3 separate regions of the Mus musculus genome follow, and regions 1 and 2 are each linked to region 3. The links are chromatin loops, found by intact Hi-C in ENCODE. Cell type or tissue: heart. All regions are shown on one strand. Region 1 overlaps Fam53b (family with sequence similarity 53, member B). Region 2 overlaps Fam53b (family with sequence similarity 53, member B). Region 3 overlaps Lhpp (phospholysine phosphohistidine inorganic pyrophosphate phosphatase).

Evidence for each region. A loop is a pair of places that touch in the nucleus more often than their neighbours do. Peaks named below come from ENCODE experiments on the same cell type or tissue, not always from the same donor. Only the 100,000 strongest peaks of a DNase experiment are listed, where the experiment ranks them.
Region 1: it touches region 3 in a loop (2.1-fold over the local background); 3 of 42 quality-filtered maps call a loop at or near these places.
Region 2: a loop joins it to region 3, with 1.9 times the contacts of the local background. A loop is called at or near these places in 2 of 42 quality-filtered maps.

Annotation. Positions count from the first base shown.
Region 1 is chr7:132,733,910-132,736,409 of GRCm38, reverse strand. The region is part of intron 4 of Fam53b (family with sequence similarity 53, member B); the gene reads left to right. Among named protein-coding and RNA genes, the nearest start is that of Fam53b, 79 kb to the left of the region's middle. In heart, a CTCF peak has its summit at 1,074 (motif pointing left); DNase peaks (open chromatin) are centred at 149, 1,029 and 1,959; H3K27ac peaks cover 2,147 bases.
Region 2 is chr7:132,765,156-132,767,655 of GRCm38, reverse strand. The region is part of intron 3 of Fam53b (family with sequence similarity 53, member B); the gene reads left to right. Among named protein-coding and RNA genes, the nearest start is that of Fam53b, 47 kb to the left of the region's middle. In heart, no CTCF peak of the experiment used is centred here; a DNase peak (open chromatin) is centred at 1,015; H3K27ac peaks cover 720 bases.
Region 3 is chr7:132,672,872-132,675,371 of GRCm38, reverse strand. All of the region lies in intron 6 of Lhpp (phospholysine phosphohistidine inorganic pyrophosphate phosphatase), which reads right to left. Among named protein-coding and RNA genes, the nearest start is that of Lhpp, 63 kb to the right of the region's middle. In heart, a CTCF peak has its summit at 1,228 (motif pointing right); a DNase peak (open chromatin) is centred at 1,151; H3K27ac peaks cover 1,678 bases.

The DNA of each region.
Region 1 (2,500 bases), 61 kb before region 3:
AGCAACCAGGCCTGCCTTCTTCCTGGCGCTCTCCCAGCTGGTTCTCTGCCACTCTGCAAATCGAGAACACACTCTCATACTCATCTCTCCCCCTGGTTCCATCCTGTCTCCTCTGCCTGAGTGACTTGTCACGGCTTTCCCCTGGCTTCCAGTGACTAGGCACATTCCTCAGGCCCGGGCGGTGCTTTCTCTTCCCAGGCCGGCAACTTCCCACACTTGCTAATCCCACCCAGGCTGTAAGTGGCTGAGGAGCCCTAGCACACAGAGCAAGTGAGCTGGGCCTAGTTCTCGATTGAGTCTTAGGGCCTTTGACACGGTCCCAAACCTCTCTGAACCTGAGTGCCAGTCAACAAAGCAAAGCAGAGATCTCTCAGGCTTGTGGCCACTGCGAGAGTGCAGCCTCAGGCTCTCCTAGTGTCCTTTCAGCAGACCCCTCCTTCCCAGTTCTCCCTATAGTCCTACCAGGATGACTGAGCAGAGGCCATTGTTTCTGTCAATAAGGGAGACCAGCTCTGAGGGAAAGGAGATGGCTGTATGGCAGATCCAGGCCAAGACACAGCAGGTCGAATCTGACTTTCCCTACCTCCGCCCCCCACCCCCCACCCCCCGCCTTTGTCCTCCATGGAAGTCCCAGGCTCATGGGTGCTGGGGACTTGAGTGTGGAGACAGCTACTGCCCATCTGCCTTTATCCATCTTAGAGGCTTGCCTTTGGCTATGCCCCTGCTGTGTTCCCCTGTTCAAGAGTTTCAGACAGATGTTCCTAGAGCTTCTGAGACCGTGTCTTTGTTTCCTCAGCAAGCTGAGGTGTCCCAGTGCGACTCGAAAGGGGGCTCTTAGGTGGAGGGGGTGTGCCATTTTGTCCTGCAGAGGCAAACAGGTTTTCAGCATCCCGGGGAGACCTGAGACTAGAGAACTGTGGGGTGGGGGTGGGGGTGGGGGTGGCCAGGCCTCAGCCTGCTGCTGCCATAGGGCGTGTTCCAAGGGCATTTCCTGTCGATGCTTTCCTCACCCGCACCCACTTCCTCTCCCCTTTTTGTCTCTCCTCTGGGCCCCCTGCTGGCTGCTAGCTGGGCGTGCTGTCTTGATGTTCTAGGCTGGCTCTAGGATTGGCCCTATGTGGTGCTGCCAGCAAAGCTCCTACTGAGTGTCTCTCTAGTGACACCTGGTGATGTTATCTGCTTATTTTAGGCAGCTCTCTCTTTCTCATCCTTCTAGGTAGATGCTGGGATGACCTTAAGATGAACAGGACCCCTGTGGTGACCTTGGCCTTCTCTGCTACTTCCTTCCTCACTATGGTACTGGGGATAGATTCTTCCCTCAGAGCCTCAGCACCACATTCACATTGTGACTTCGTTTCTCTTGGTTGTTAGGAGGACCAAATTGTACCCTGTGGAAGTAGGTCTGCCACCCACACAGAGCCTCTCAGCAGAGAGTCCTGTCCTTCCTTCATCCTGGCCTGGCCATTAAGTGTGGAGCTTCCAGTTGTGCTGGTCAACATCCTTTGCCCTGACTAATTCCTAAAGCAGTGACGTAGTCCTGATCTGGGCCCCCAGTGTCAGGTGCTGGGTCAGCCAAAATGGGCTCTGTGCTTGGTGATGGCCCTCTGTCATTCATGACCCCAGGGCTGATTCCAAGGGTGCCTGAGCACTGGGATCTTGTGAATGGAGCCTCACTTTAGACCCAGAGAGAATGGCATTTGGGTGTCTAACCTCAAGTAATCCAGCCAATCATGCCACAGCCACAGGCTTAACATTCAGAGAGAGAAGGCAGAGATGGGAAGGAGCAGCAGAGAGCAGCTTTGACGTCCATGCTGGACACAGGGCCACCATGCTCAGCGATTATGTCATTGTATACCTTGTAATGTCTTTAGCCACTGGCCTCACAGCCCAGGGCTGGAAGCTCAGAACAACATGGAGACACAAGATGCTGGCACAACCATGCAGAGCCCGCTCAGGGACGGGTGGCTCTCAGAAAGCAGCTCCACTGGCTCGCATGCCTTAGGATTGTCAGCTTCTCTTCCCCTCTTCCTCCAGGCGTCGGAGGAGACACCTGAGGAAGACGGATGAGTGCAGGGTGGAGCCAGAGCAGATATAGCTTTGGTACCATAAAGAAAGCATTCTGTAAGGCACTTGAATACCAACAAAAAAGATACTTGCCCTTCCCAGCCTGATGGGCGATAGAGTAGAGTGACCCCAGCTTTCATGCTAATGGCATTGGGGCCTGTGCTCAGAGCTTTTCTGTTCTGACCGCCTAGATGCTTAGAAGTGTCACAGATGGGGGTCTGTGACAGGTAATGCTGATTTGGAAGCAGTATTGCCTAGATTGAGAACCACTGCTGAGTGAAAGACCTTTGGAGGCAGTGGCCATTGAGGGCCTCCCCGCTCCCTGTTACGGGAAAGCAGATCCTTCTGAGCCAGGCAGTGGCAAAGGAGAGGCACCTGCGTGGTGCCCACTCAGCCCTGAAAACACAGGCTTGCTGCAGAGGTTTCTGTCCCTTGG
Region 2 (2,500 bases), 92 kb before region 3:
ACTTCAGGAGTTATGGTAATAAATTATTTATTAATGTAAATTATTTCACAGACAAGGAACATAGAGGAAACTTGAGCAGAAGGATCATACATTATGTATAAAAAGGAATTGTAAAAACATTAGAGCGGCTGACTTGTGCGCTCGGCTTCAGGTTTGTCAGCATTTTAATTATAAGCCCCACTTTCAGTGTTTAATTACTCGGCTGTTAACGTCTACTCTGTACATAAAAGGGTTGTTCCCCGGGGCACTCTCTGAATGGAGTTCCTCAGGAAAACAGTTGGCTGTGTTGAGCTGCACAGGGCTAAGAGATTTCACGTTGAGATTCAGCAGGCTTTGGGTTCTTAACTCAACCTCAGTTGATCACTGAAAATGGCCTGTGCTTGTACCTGTGTGGAGAAGCTGGCATTCGGGGCTAGACAGTTTCCATTGTGGTCAGATGACCAAAACAACATTAAAACCACCACCAGCAATCCCGGCATTACACAGCCGGGGGTTTATGTGTGATTGTGATCCCTGAGCCAGGACCTCCTAGAAGAAATTGCTTATGGACTAATACAGGCTAGTATGTGATTTGTTTCCAGTGAAAAATACATCCACATACAAGTACATGTGTCTGCTTAAAAAAAAAAAAAAACTCTTTACAGTTTGAATTGATCCTTGTTGTGGTTACATATGTATGCGATTTTTGAAATCCACACAGGATGCTTTTCAGTTCATGTCCCTTTTATTGGTTCCAGACAGTGTGTGTGGAGTGAAGTACAGAATGGAAGGAGTGGAGTTGGCCCAGGACAGCTGTCTGTGAGCCTCCTGGGCTGCCCTCTCACAAAGGTGAGGGAGCGGGAGCGGGCTGCCATGGTGCTGTAGGCCAGGAGATGGCTACTGCACTATCTTTGGGTGTCGGCCTCTCAGTGGAGAAGGATAGGCAGTGAGCAAGTCGGGAACATCCTGTCCTAGTCGCAAGAGTATGGCTGTAGGGCCGCAGAGCATGCTCATGTCTGCTGTTTGCCAACTGGGTGTGCCCCGAGGACACATGGCACTGCTCTGAAGCCCAGTTTCACCAGTGGGCAGGGATGCTGTGACGGCCCAGGATGTAAACAGTTGCTTAGAGAGCATGCTCATGTTCTCTCAGCTTCAACAGGGCCCCCAGTGTGGAGGTAACACATCTATTGACAGCTTTCTAAAGGGCTGTCCTCGCTTTCAGTCCCCTTATCTAATACAAACGCAGCTAACCTTGGTGTGTGTGTGTGTGTAGTTTAGAGATCTGTCTGTCTCATGTGCTCTCCATGTGCCCCAAACATGAGGGGATCAAAAAATAGCCAAACTGGCCTTTCCAGCCCTTTGGAACTTTGCTGCTATGGAGAATACTAGTTTCCCTGACATTTGTACGTACTCCTGGGATCTTGGGGGTAGAGCTGAAGGCTCTTGTCAAGGTTGACACAGCACCTTGTACAAATGAAGAAACAGAGGCCTGTGCCTTCAATGTTCAGGGCAGTGCAGTTTTAAAATCTTAGTGGTCCCACCAGCCCCTGCCCTCTTTTTTTTTTTTTTTTTCAAGACTATAGGCTTGCCAAAAGCAGTGAAAGCTGCAAGCTGCTATTTGCAGTCCCCGCCCTACTAATGAGGCAAAGGCCCTGGTAGCCATTACACCCTTATCTTTGTCCCTTCTTTTAGAGCCTAGCAGGTCAGCCTTCCTGTTTTTGCAGATCAGACTGAGTGGAGTATCTACCGTCAGCCCTCCTAACCCTCTTGTCTGTGTGAAATGAACTTGGTGTTTTGTATGACTGTCCTTAAGACATGGCAGGGCCAAAGGCTAAAGTGGAGAAGCCTAGGAGCCTGTTTTCCTGACTCAGCTTCTAGTAAGTTTCCATTCTGGTGACAGCTTCTATCTACACTTCATTAAAAGCAGATGAGAGAGCCAAATGTGATGACTGTAATCCCATCATCTGAGAGGCTCAGAGAGGAGGATTACAGCAAGTTCAAATCCAGGCTGGGTTTCATAGTGAGTTTCAAGTCAGCCTGAGCGCTCTGGTTTTTTTTTTTTTTTTTTAAATCAAATAACCAACTAACCAGGTAAGACCTTGGGGGAAGGCTCAAGTTATTGCCTAGCTTGCCCATTGATGTTCTTGTCAACAGATCAGTTTAGCAAAGCTGCCTTTAGTCTCACACTTAAAGGGCTGGTGAGCTTCTGCCCAAAACAGACGGTCTTTGCAGCCCTGGGGCCAAGTTAGCACACCACAGCCTTGGGGTGGGGGAGCCAATACATAACTGCACCTCACTGTCAGCACAAGTAGACAGGTACGAAATCCAGGAGTGAGTCAGCCACAGGGCTGGCTGGTGGCTTTGCTTCCTGGGGTTTTGAAGGCTGCAAGAATCAGATCTCTTGAGTCTGTATGTAACTACTTATCTAGAGACCTCATTGTGTTATGACTGTATACCACTTTAAAAGAATATCAAAAACACAGCACTGAGATCTCCAGGGCTGTAAAACTCCTCTATCTTT
Region 3 (2,500 bases):
GGGTAAACCCGGGCCTGTGGCTACAGAGCAGTCAAGGAAGGACTAAGTCCCCTGGGATCTTGAAGTCCTCTTTAGGGACAATCAATTCAAATACAATCACAACATCAGAGGATGGGGCAAGAGGCAGGGGTGGACAGAAGCGGAGCTACAAGGGACCACACCTTCCGGGGGCACCAAGGCACAAACCCCAGCTCTGTGTTTCCAGAGTCCCAGAGAAATGCCCTCATCCTCACCCACACTGCTCTTGGCAGGGGCCTGGGACACAAGGACGACAGAGAGCTCTGCCTGGGGCTGGGGGTTCCAGCATCTGGCTGGCACCATCTGAAGGAGAGCTGGATGGATGCAGGCTCTGGATGCCTACTGGGGTACATTTTTCTAGGCCTGTGCCTACAGTAAAGAAATGGAGCAGGACCCTGCTCTCGACCCGTATGGGGAAATACAGTGGAAAGAGTCAGTATGGTTACAGTGAACTCTAAGCAGACCTCTTGATAGCTGCTCACCAGACTCTGCCTCCTTCATACGAGAGAAGAGCTAACTGCCCACCTCAAACACCTGAGTTCTGCAGGCGTTGTCCTATCAACCCTGCACAGAAGACCTGACTAGGCAGGCGTGAATTGTTCCTGTAGATGGGGCCCCTGCTCTGACACACTAGCTGGTTTTCACGGTATAAACGTTTCCATGGTGGATGTTCCAAGCTGTGAATGAACCATGACTCCGAGGACACAGGAAAATGAACAGTACTACCAAGCCGCTCCCAATACCCTCAGGCCTACAACCGTCATCCACACGCTGCTTAGATCACCAAGGACAAACAGAAGCAGGAATGACCTTCCTGCTCTCTAGCTTAATGGCCTCTGGCGGACAGGAAAGTGGCTTGTGTCTCTGGGAGGCAAGGATAACCCCTACTGAGTATAAGTTCCTTCTGGGACCCAGCCATTCTAAGCAGACTGCTGGCAGAGAGAAGGTGCCAAGAACTAGAGACTATTCAATACCATAGTCATCTCGAGGCTCTGTCCCCTTGGGGTAAGAGGAGAAGGTGCGTCTGGGGGCTAGGGCAGACTGGGAATCTCTGTGCTCAGCCACACCTGTCCCTGGGCCTCTCTCGCTGAGATACCAGAGGGTGGCATGGTAACTGCCCATAACAAACACTGCACAGCTGCCAAGGCTGGAGTTCCAGGCCACCCAGGGACAGGATGGGCCTCCGAGCCTGGTAACCGAGGCCCTCCGAGGACAGCAGAGGTCGCCCTCGCCTTTGTTGCCTTGGTTTTCTTGGCTCCTGAAGGCAGAAAGGTTTCTCTCCTTCACTCTTGTAACCAGATCATGTCGGCTGCAGCTGGAAGTCAGCAGCCTTGGTCCTGGCTCTGTCAGCCATCCTCCTTAGCTGCCGCCTGACCTTCAGCAAGGTCACTGTCCTGAGACAATGAATGGGATGCTTCTACCTGGATGTGCCAGCAAGTTCTCGCCCCACCCCTCCCTTCTTGCTTCCTTGTTACTGTTGGGGTTGCCATGTAGCCCACTGCCTCTTCAGCACTGGGATTAGAGGTGCCCATCATCAAACCTGGCAACCAGACCCCAAAGGACACAAGATCTGAGTGATAGCCTGGATATCTAGATACAGACTTTAAAATAGTGCTGGGAACTAAACCATAACCCTAAATAAAACCTGCAGCAGAGCCTGCAACGCCTTTAATCCCAGCACTTGGGAGGCAGAGGCAGGCAGATTTCTGAGTTCAAGGCCAGCCTGGTCTACAGAGTGAGTTCCAGGACAGCCAGGGATACACAGAGAAACCCAAATAAGTAAGTAGGTAAGTAAGTAAATAAATAAATAAATAAATAAATAAATAAATAAATAAATAAATCTTGCAGCAGAGACACACTGGTGGTTGTATTTGGGAGATTACAGCTTGTGCATAGATGCCTATATTCTTTTTACAAACATTTTCTTTCTTTCTTTCTTTCTTTCTTTCTTTCTTTCTTTCTTCCTTCCTTCCTTTCTTTCTTTCTTTCTCTCTTTAAAAAAAGGGGGGTCATGAATTTGAGAGATTGGGAGGTGAGAAGAGCAGGGGTGGAAGAAGGAAAGGGGAGGAAGAAAATGATGTAATTATATTTTAATTTAAAAAATACCTGAAACTTTTTTTTAATTTATTGGATGATACATATGTCATAGAACCCATGCCAAGGGTGTGTGTGGAGGTCAGAGGACAGATTTTAAAAACAAAAATGCTTCTCTCTTTCTACCATGAAGATCCCAGGAATTTATAATTCAGGTTGGCAGGCTTGGCAGCAAGCCCCTCTAGTAAATGAGCCATCTCACTGGCCCAAGGGTCTTCACTCTTTTATAGACTCCCACTGAAGGATGGCAAGGGAAGATGGCTCTCACTTCTGTAGGCAGATGTAGAACAAGTGGGCAGACAGGCAAAACCCTCCAGTGTAGCCAAAAGGTACTGTAAACCTGAAACTCCCCACCCACACGGTTTCTTGGCATGCTACAAGCCAAGAG